2 separate regions of the Homo sapiens genome follow, and region 2 is linked to region 1. A link is a contact called in ENCODE Hi-C or POLR2A ChIA-PET data. All regions are on one chromosome and are shown on one strand. Each heading gives the region's core, a stretch centred on a gene start or an enhancer-like site at or near the end of the contact. The rest is flanking DNA. Distances are from core to core; before and after follow the strand shown. Region 1 holds the start of SIRT2 (sirtuin 2). Region 2 overlaps SIPA1L3 (signal induced proliferation associated 1 like 3).

Region 1 (4,157 bases), core at 633-3,132:
AGAGTTTGAGAACATAGGGGGACAAAAAAATTTAAAAATTTGCCAGGCATGGTGGCATGTGCCTGTGGTCCCAGCTACTCAGGAGGCTGAGGTGCAAGGATCACTTGAGCCAGGAGGTTGTGGCTATAGTAAGCCATGATCATGCCACTGCACTCCAGCCTGGGCGACAGAGTGAGACTTCGTTTCAAAAAAAAAAGTCAGAACAGAGACCAATTGAATAGAAAGTAAAAAAAAATTAATGAAACCAAAATTAATTAATGAAATTTAATGAAAATTAACGAGACTATAAAGCTGGTTGAGATCAATATTCAGTGCCTCCTGGATCAGGCCCTGCTTGCATCACTGGGCATACAGCAGTAAACACAACAGACAAAAAACCCAGTACAATCCCTCATCTGGGCCTTTGCAACTGCAGTTCCTTCTCCTTGAAATGCTCTTATCTTGTTTATCTATTGCCTCATTTTCCTGCTTTATTTTTCTCCAAAGTACTTAACTACCTCTGACTTTATTTCCTTTTCTTACTTTCTATGTTTCTTTCTTTCTGCGTGTCTTTCTTTGTTTCTTCCTGTCTTTCCATTTCTTTCCTTCCTTGTGGTCTTATCAATCTGTTTATTTAGCTCCACTAAAATGTATGCTCCACAAGGGCTTAAGTTTTTGTTTGTTTTCTTCACTGCCTTTATCACTAGCACCTAAACGGAGCCTGGAACGTGGTAATGTGTAAAGAATATTTGTTTAACAGATGAATCCTTGGTCTCATGGAGCTAACATTCTTTTTTTTAATTTTCCTATTTTTTTACTTTAATTAGGAATTCAACATAGAAGAGCTTACATTCTCTCTCTTTGAATTTAAGATTTGAAGAACACTGCTCAGAAGACAGGATCTTAGAGTCAGGGACCAAGTATTAATTTCGGAAATCAAACTCTAGGGCTCAAATCGGGAACTAAGAATCAAAGATCATATTTGGAGGTTAGAAGTCAGGAGAAGCCACAGTTCTAACAGAAGTCTCAGGACTGGAGTCAGGTTTGGGTATCAGTGGATACAATGTGGATTCCAGGAGCTGAGAATCATAGTTCAAGAAAAGAAGGTAAGAAATGATTGGGTTAGGATCATAGCTAGATAGAAGATTGGTTTTGTTAAAAGTTAGGACTCGGGGGTTAGAGGTCAGGAAGTTCAGCATCGGAAGTCAGATTTAGGAGTATGAGGTTAGGAAGCCTCAGGGATCAGAGATTAATGAGGAATGTGACGCCGGGTCCTAGGGCTCCGTTTGGCAGCCTAAGGTTCACTCACGTGTCCCCATCCTCAGTGACGTAGCCGAAGACGAGGGGAGCCCACGACAGCCCCGGGCCCAACTCCGCGCCCAACCCAGGTCCTCCGGGGGCCGCTGCGTCCGGACCCAGGGAGCCCAGGCCGCTGTCGCACCATTCATCTGCGTCGGCAGCTTTTCCCAAGCACGCGACCCCAGCCATGGCCCCCGCCGCCTCAGGGGCCCCCCGCAGTCGCCCGCCTGTAGCTGGGCTTTGCCGGGAGTTCTGGAGCTTCCGCCCTGCGGGAAATTCCCCACCACGCCCCCTGATTCACCCAATGATAATATGCTGAATCGCTCACACCCCGCCCTCGTACTGCATCCTGACCAATCAGAGTATTCGGGAGGACTACAACTCTCTAGCCGTTCCCACATTTTCCGGGCGCCCTTTACCAACATGGCTGCTGACGCCACGCCTTCTGGGACTCGTAGTCCGGTCCTCGCGCGCTTTCTTACCTAACTGGGGCGCTCTGGGTGTTGTACGAAAGCGCGTCTGCGGCCGCAATGTCTGCTGAGAGTTGTAGTTCTGTGCCCTATCACGGCCACTCCCATTTCTGGTGCCGTCACGGGACAGAGCAGTCGGTGACAGGACAGAGCAGTCGGTGACGGGACACAGTGGTTGGTGACGGGACAGAGCGGTCGGTGACAGCCTCAAGGGCTTCAGCACCGCGCCCATGGCAGAGCCAGACCGTGAGTCGGGGATCCGGGTAGGAGGGTCGGGCCGCGCCGGGGCCTGGCTGAATGCTGCAGGCCCCGGGGCCCAAGGGTGGCCGCGGTGGGGCGGGAAGTAGGGAGCGCTTCGGGGAGTGGGATTCTGAGGGCTGTTGCTTAGCGATCTGTATCGCTAGGCTGGTGGGTTTCTGGGTCGCAGTGTGTTCAGGGTTCGTTTACCACATCCACTTGCCAAGTTGCCAATGATCGCGTGTTTCTCGCACCTTGGTTGCTAAGGTCCCTCGCTGCAAAGAACATAAGTTGCCCCGGTCCCGCTTGCTATGGGTACCTGATTGTTAGAGGCAACCAGAGGATGCTGAGGGACCCCTGCTGACCCCTCCTATGGCTTCCCCTTGTTCCGCGCCTCTCCTAAACCTACCGCCTCCACTGCACCACTGCACCTCCCTCCTAAACCTGCCTCCCAGCCAAAGCGTCTCTTCCCTTCTCTTTTCCTTTCTAAACTTCCCTCTGCCTTGTAAATCTAACCCTCCCCGCACACACACTCACACACTGTCGTGTCCTTCCTAACTCCTCCTGAGTGTTCCTTCATGCCCTGAATCCCCTAGGTAGGAGGAGGAGGATCGCTTGAGCCCAGGAATTTGAGGCTGCAGTGAGCTATGATCGCACTATTGCACTCCAACCTGGGTGACATGAGCGAGACCCTTTCTCTAAAAAGTAAAAAAGAAAGAAAGTAAGTCAGGGCCAGAAACAATGGCTCATGCTTGTAATCCCAGTACTTTGGGAGGCCAAGGTGGTTGGATCGCTTGAGCCCAGGAGTTCAAGACCAGCCTGGGCAAAAGCCCCTACTTTCTCCCTGTCCCCCTAAATCTTCCTCTCCAGCCTCTCTGCCCCTCACTAATCACCTCTCCCGGCATCACTTTGCATGTAGATAAGATCTTTTCTCCGTCCCCTCCCTCCCTCTGCTCCATTTTTACCACCATCCCATCCCAGTGTAACTAGGTTGGTGGGTGTTCTTGCCCCCTCACTGACCATTTGAACCCCTTTATTCCCCCCTTAATCGTTCTCCCCACTGTAACCACCTCTGCTCCCCTCCCCCAGCCTCTCACCCTCTGGAGACCCAGGCAGGGAAGGTGCAGGAGGCTCAGGTGAGATGGGGGAAAGGGTGGAGGGGAGGAGAGAGACGGACTTGTTCCACATCCCACACTGGGGGGAGGTGGCAAAGGGGAAACAGTCACCCCAGGGCCCTCGGCTCATTGCCCCAATCCCTCACACCACCCAGTGCAGCTTTCTGGGGAAAGGCAGATTCTGGGGATTGTCAGAGAAGAGTTTCCAGCCTCAAGTCCAGGCCTGTCCTCCCAAACTTTCCTTCTTCCTTGCCACTGCCTGCCATCCCTTCTGAACCACATTTGTCCTGGGACTGGAAGAGACAGGTATCCCATTTGGTCTTGGAACGCACAGATCTCGTGGACAAGTGATGGGAAAAAATGATCTCACAGCGTGATGACGAAAGTAACTCAGGGGGCCAGATGCAGTGGCTTATGCCTGTAATTCCAATAACTCAGGAGACTGAGGCGCGAGGATCGCTTGAGCCCAGGAGTTTGAGGCTGCAGTGAGCTATGATTGCATCACTGCACTCCAGCCGGGGTGAAAGAGCAAGACCCTTTCTCTAAAAAGTAAAAAAGAAAGAAAGTAACTCAGGGCCAGACACAGTGGCTCATGCTTGTAATCCCAGTACTTTGGGAGGCTGAGGTAGGAGGATCGCTTGAGCCCAGGAGTTCCAGACCAGTCTTGGCAACATAGGGAGGCCCCCACCTCTACAAAATATTTAAAAATTAGCCATGTGTAGTGGTGCATGCCTGCATTGCCAGCTACTCAGGAGGCTGAGTTGGGGGAGGATTGCTTAAGCCCAGGAGGTTAAGGCCGTAGTGTGCCTTGACTGTGCCACTGCACCCCAACCGGGGCGACAGAGCAAAACACGGTCTCAAAAAAAAAAAAAGGAAGAAAAGTAAAGAAACTCAGGGTACTGTGGGAGCACAGAGAAAATTTTCTGGGTCAAAGAAGATTCTAGCCAGGCCATTCCCTGGAGGAATCCACAGGCTGGTCTAGCTGTCAGACCAAGATACAGACACAGCATAAGTGAAGAGTGACTTAGAATTTTCTTAGACAAGGTGAGAAATGGTG
Region 2 (4,157 bases), core at 442-2,941, 730 kb after region 1:
GGTTTGAGAGACGATATTTTAACCACCATTCTGTACTCCCAGTGACAACAACTGTTAACGATAAATATCAATACATAATACATGAGAATAAAACACAGCAGCAGCTGATACACTTGAGCCCAGCTATGTCTCCAGTCCTGTGATAAGTGCTTTAAACTCATGGTCTCAGTTCGCCCTCACAACTTTAGATGGAGGATCCTTTTTTTTTTTTTTGAGAAAGAGTCTAGTTCTGTCACCCAGGCTGGAGTCCAGTGGTGCCATCTCAGCTCACTGCAATCAAGTGATTCTCTCGCCTCAGCCTCTCGAGTCTCTGGGACTACTGGCACCCGCCACCACACCTGGCTAATTTTTGTATTTTTAGTAGAGGCGGGGTTTCATCATGTTGGCCAGGCTGGTCTCAAACTCCTGACCTCAGGTGATCCGCCCGCCTCGGCCTCCCAAAGTGCTGGGATGAGAGGCGAGCCACCGTGTCTGGTTGACAGATCCTATTACCCCCATTTTACAGATGAGGACATTGAGCCTCAGAGCACCTAAGGGGCCTGAGAGAGATCACGCAGTTGGGGTAAGAGGTGGAGCTGTGATGTAGACATAGGCAGTCAGAGGAAGAGCCCTGAAGTCACACTGCTCACCCACATACCCCGAGGGCCCCCAGCCACTTGGCCTTCACCCTGGACCAATCTTGCTTTCTCTCCCTGACGTGTGTCATGGGCTGGAGAACCAATTCATCCCTGCATGCGGCTGGAATTGTGCTCCAGTGTAGGAGCCGTAAGCAGCCACATTGCCCCTGTGGCCTGTGGGGCAGAAGCGACGGGTCTTCAGGAAGCAGACACAGAGAGGGTCTAGGCAAGAGATTCAACAGAGATACCAATCAAGCCACTGCTCGCTACCTCCACCAACCACTGCCACCTGTATTGTCAGAGCGGCCTCCTCCTGGCTCCCTCTTCCTCCTGCATCCTTCCCCAGCCTCAGCACACAGCCAGAGAGATCCTGGGAACATGTGAATCAGATCAGGACTCTCTCAGGGTTCCACCTCACTCTGGGTAAGACCCAGAGCCCTCCCGACAGGGCCCCCCATCTGCCCCCCTCTCTTCTCTGCCCCCAGCTCCTCCACACTCCCTCTCCTTCACTCTGCTCCAGCCATGCGGAAGCTGTTCCTCAAACACATCAGAAACACTGCTACCTTGGGACCTTTGCACTGCTCCCCGCCCTGCAGATCTCTGCCTGGCTTCCGCACTCCCTTGAGTTCCAGGAGACGGCCTCGCTTCCTCTTCCCAAGCTGTGACTCTCCGAGGAGGTCTCTGTCTCAGGTGACCCCAGCCTCCCAACACTCACAGGCAGGGTGGGCCCCGGTGGATCTTCAGGCCCTCAGATTACCTTTCAGGGCTGTGTCCCCAGAAGGGCATCCCAGGGACTCCTGGCGCAGCCTGGGGAAGCAAGGCCACGTGCTTCCTGCCTGCCTGGGAACGCCCGGCTGCGTCAGCTCCATGTGGAGCCGAGAGCCTATGACTGCTCCTAACAGCTCTGACAAATTGCTCTGGAAGCCCAGAAAGCTCTGGAGTGCGTGCTGCCTCAGGAGAGGGCGAGGGCCAGGTGGCTGCCCGCCCAGGATCACTCAGCCCACTGCGGTGCCCATGGCAGGCACTGGCGCCTGGCAGCATGCCTGGCAGCTGGGCTCCCATGACGAATGTCTGGAGGGAGCATCTGTGAGGTCATCGATGGGCACAAGCTGCTACAGGCTGCACCTGCTTCCACGGCAAGGGCCGCAGCCCGGGGAAGGGAGGGTAGGGGGCTCCCCGCTTGGGCGTGTCAGGACCCATCCCTCTCCTGGCAGCCTTTGAATGCTGACCACCATCCTCCCCCTGCCCAAGATAGTCCGTCCTCTCCAGAGTAGCCCACAGTGATCTTTTCTATTTTTTCATTTTTACATTTTATTATTATCATTTTTTGAGATAAGGTCTTACTTTGTCACCCAGGCTGAGTGCAGTGATGTGATCTCGGCTCACTGCAGCCTCCACTTCCCGGGGTCAAGCAATCCTCCAACCTCAGCCTCCCAAGTAGCTGGGACAACATGCGTGTGCCACCACACCCAGCTAATTTTTTGTAGACATGGGGTTTTGCCATGTTGCTCAGGCTGGTCTTGAACTCCTGGGCTCAAGTGATCCACCTGCCTTAGCCTCCCAAAGTGCTGGGATTACAGGTGTGAGCCACTACGTCCAGCCCACAGTAATCTTTTTAAAAACATTAAGTCAGATGATGTGCTCAAATGCCTCCCATGGCTCCCATGTCCCTTGGAACCAAATCCCAGCATCTGACTTTGGTCAATATGCCCGCTAGAACCAGGCTCCTGCCACCTCACTATGCTGACCTCCTGCCACTCTCCCCCCATCCCACCTGCTTCAGCCCCTCTGGCCACCTGACCATTTCTGGAGCATTGAGAGTAAGTTCACCCTCAGGGTCTAGTCATCTACTGTTTCCACTGCCTGGATCTCACCCTGGCTTCCTACAACGCATCACCTCCTGAGAAGCCTTCCCAGAGACCCGCTGTTTTTGCCTTTCCTCCCCAGCACTTATCACCTCCTGGCACACTCCACGGTGGTTCGGCTGTCTGTCTGTCTTGTCCTGTCTCCAGGAGAATGACAGCTCCATAAGGGAAGGATGCTGCGACACCTGGCACAGAGTAGGGGCTGCAAAGGTCAGTGACTGGAAGAATCAGTCCCCGCTGGCTGCCCCACTCTGCCTCCTCTTCTCACAAGCACCTCAGGTGCTCCCAGGCCACGGCAGCCTCCAGACACGTGGCAGCCACCCTGGACTCTCACATGGCTTGCTGGCTCTGCCCTGGGCCTGCATCTCCCTCCCAGCTTACTTCCTGGCAATGCCGCCTGCTGCCACATCCACAGTTGCTTTGTCCTCCAGCTCAGGCCCACGTCCTCCCATGCAGATCCAAGCCTCAGCCCCCTCAGAGACTTTGCCTCCTGTCTCGCTGCCAGCACCATATTTTGGAACACAAATCCACCCGCATTACCCTGGCTGCTCTTAAGATGAGATCCAAACTCCATAATGGAGCTGGTAGGGCCCTGAATGTTCTGGCCACTGCTGATTTCCCCAACCTCCCATTGGCTGCCCTACCTGCCTACCTACCTACCTACCTCCAGGGCCTTGCTCTGTCACCCAGGATGGAGTGATTGATTGATCAACAGGGTGTCAATCAGTTACCCAGGATGGAGTGCAGTGGTGCAATCACAGCACACTGCTGTCTCGAACTTCCAGGCTCAAGTGATCCTCTCACCTCAGCCTCTTGAGTAGCTGGGACTGCAGGAGCCTACTGCCATACCCAGCTAATTTAAAAAAATTTTTGGCCAGGCATGGTGGCTCATGCCTGTAATCTCAGCACTTTGGGAGGCCAAGGTGGGTGGGTCACCCGAGGTCAGGAGTTCGAGACCAGCCTGGCCAACATGGTGAAACCCTGTCTCTACTATAAATACAAAAATTAGCCGGGCGTGGTGGCAGGTGCCTGTAATCCCAGCTACTCGGGAGGCTGAGGCAGGAGAATCGCTTGAACCTGGGAGGCAGAGGTTGCAGTGAGCTGAGACTGTGCCATTGCACTGCAGCCTGGGCAACAAGAGCGAAACTCCATCTCAAAAAAAAAAAAAAAAAAAAAAAAGTTTTGGTAGGGGGATAGAGATGGGTCTATGTTGCCCAGGCTGGTCTCAAACTCCTGGCCTCAAGTGATGCTCCTGCCTTGGCCTCCCAAAGTGCTGGGATTACAGGCATGAGCCACTGTGCCCAGCCACAATTTCTATACTTGAGCCCAAGGGCCTGTGTTCAGTGGCCTGACGATACCACCCTCCTCCCTACCACAGGGACTTTGCACACGCAACTCTAATTCATAGACATACTTTCTCCACGCCTCATCTTTCCCTTCTGTTTTTTTGTTAATGGTAAATAGTCATATATACATTCTTCTGAATGAGAAATTCAACAGACTTAAAAAAAAACATATGTGTGTATATATACATAGTTGTATATATACATACTGAGGTTCACAACATATATTGAGGCCCAGAAAGTGTGTGTGTCTATATATATGTTGCATATATACACACAATTTCAAAAACAGAGCAAATACCTGTATAACTGCATCCCAGATGAATGTCTCT

The links. Hi-C counts contacts between places; a loop is a spot of excess contacts on that map. ChIA-PET counts read pairs that join two places held with the same protein, here RNA polymerase II (POLR2A).
Region 2: a loop to region 1 is called in a map of gastrocnemius medialis, with 2.6 times the contacts of the local background. The contact joins the enhancer-like site here to the promoter of SIRT2 in region 1. A Hi-C loop is called at or near these places in 1 of 168 maps with a recorded cell type or tissue (gastrocnemius medialis). POLR2A ChIA-PET finds 5 or more read pairs at or near these places in 1 of 52 experiments (common myeloid progenitor, CD34-positive).

The regions. Positions count from the first base shown.
Region 1 is chr19:38,897,343-38,901,499 of GRCh38, reverse strand. SIRT2 (sirtuin 2) reads left to right here and starts at 1,882. Exons shown (of 16, transcript NM_012237.4): 1 at 1,882-1,994; 2 at 3,075-3,121. The coding sequence starts at 1,979. NFKBIB (NFKB inhibitor beta) reads right to left here and starts at 1,531. Exons shown (of 6, transcript NM_002503.5): 1 at 1,289-1,531. The coding sequence starts at 1,467.
Region 2 is chr19:38,170,890-38,175,046 of GRCh38, reverse strand. All of the region lies in intron 15 of SIPA1L3 (signal induced proliferation associated 1 like 3), which reads right to left. Among named protein-coding and RNA genes, the nearest start is that of SNORD152, 9.9 kb to the right of the region's middle. RefSeq lists an enhancer at 4,046-4,157. Within about 2 kb of position 1,691, at least 9 of the 41 ENCODE cell types and tissues checked have a DNase peak (open chromatin) inside an H3K27ac peak, as active enhancers do; they include gastrocnemius medialis, where a contact is called at or near this core.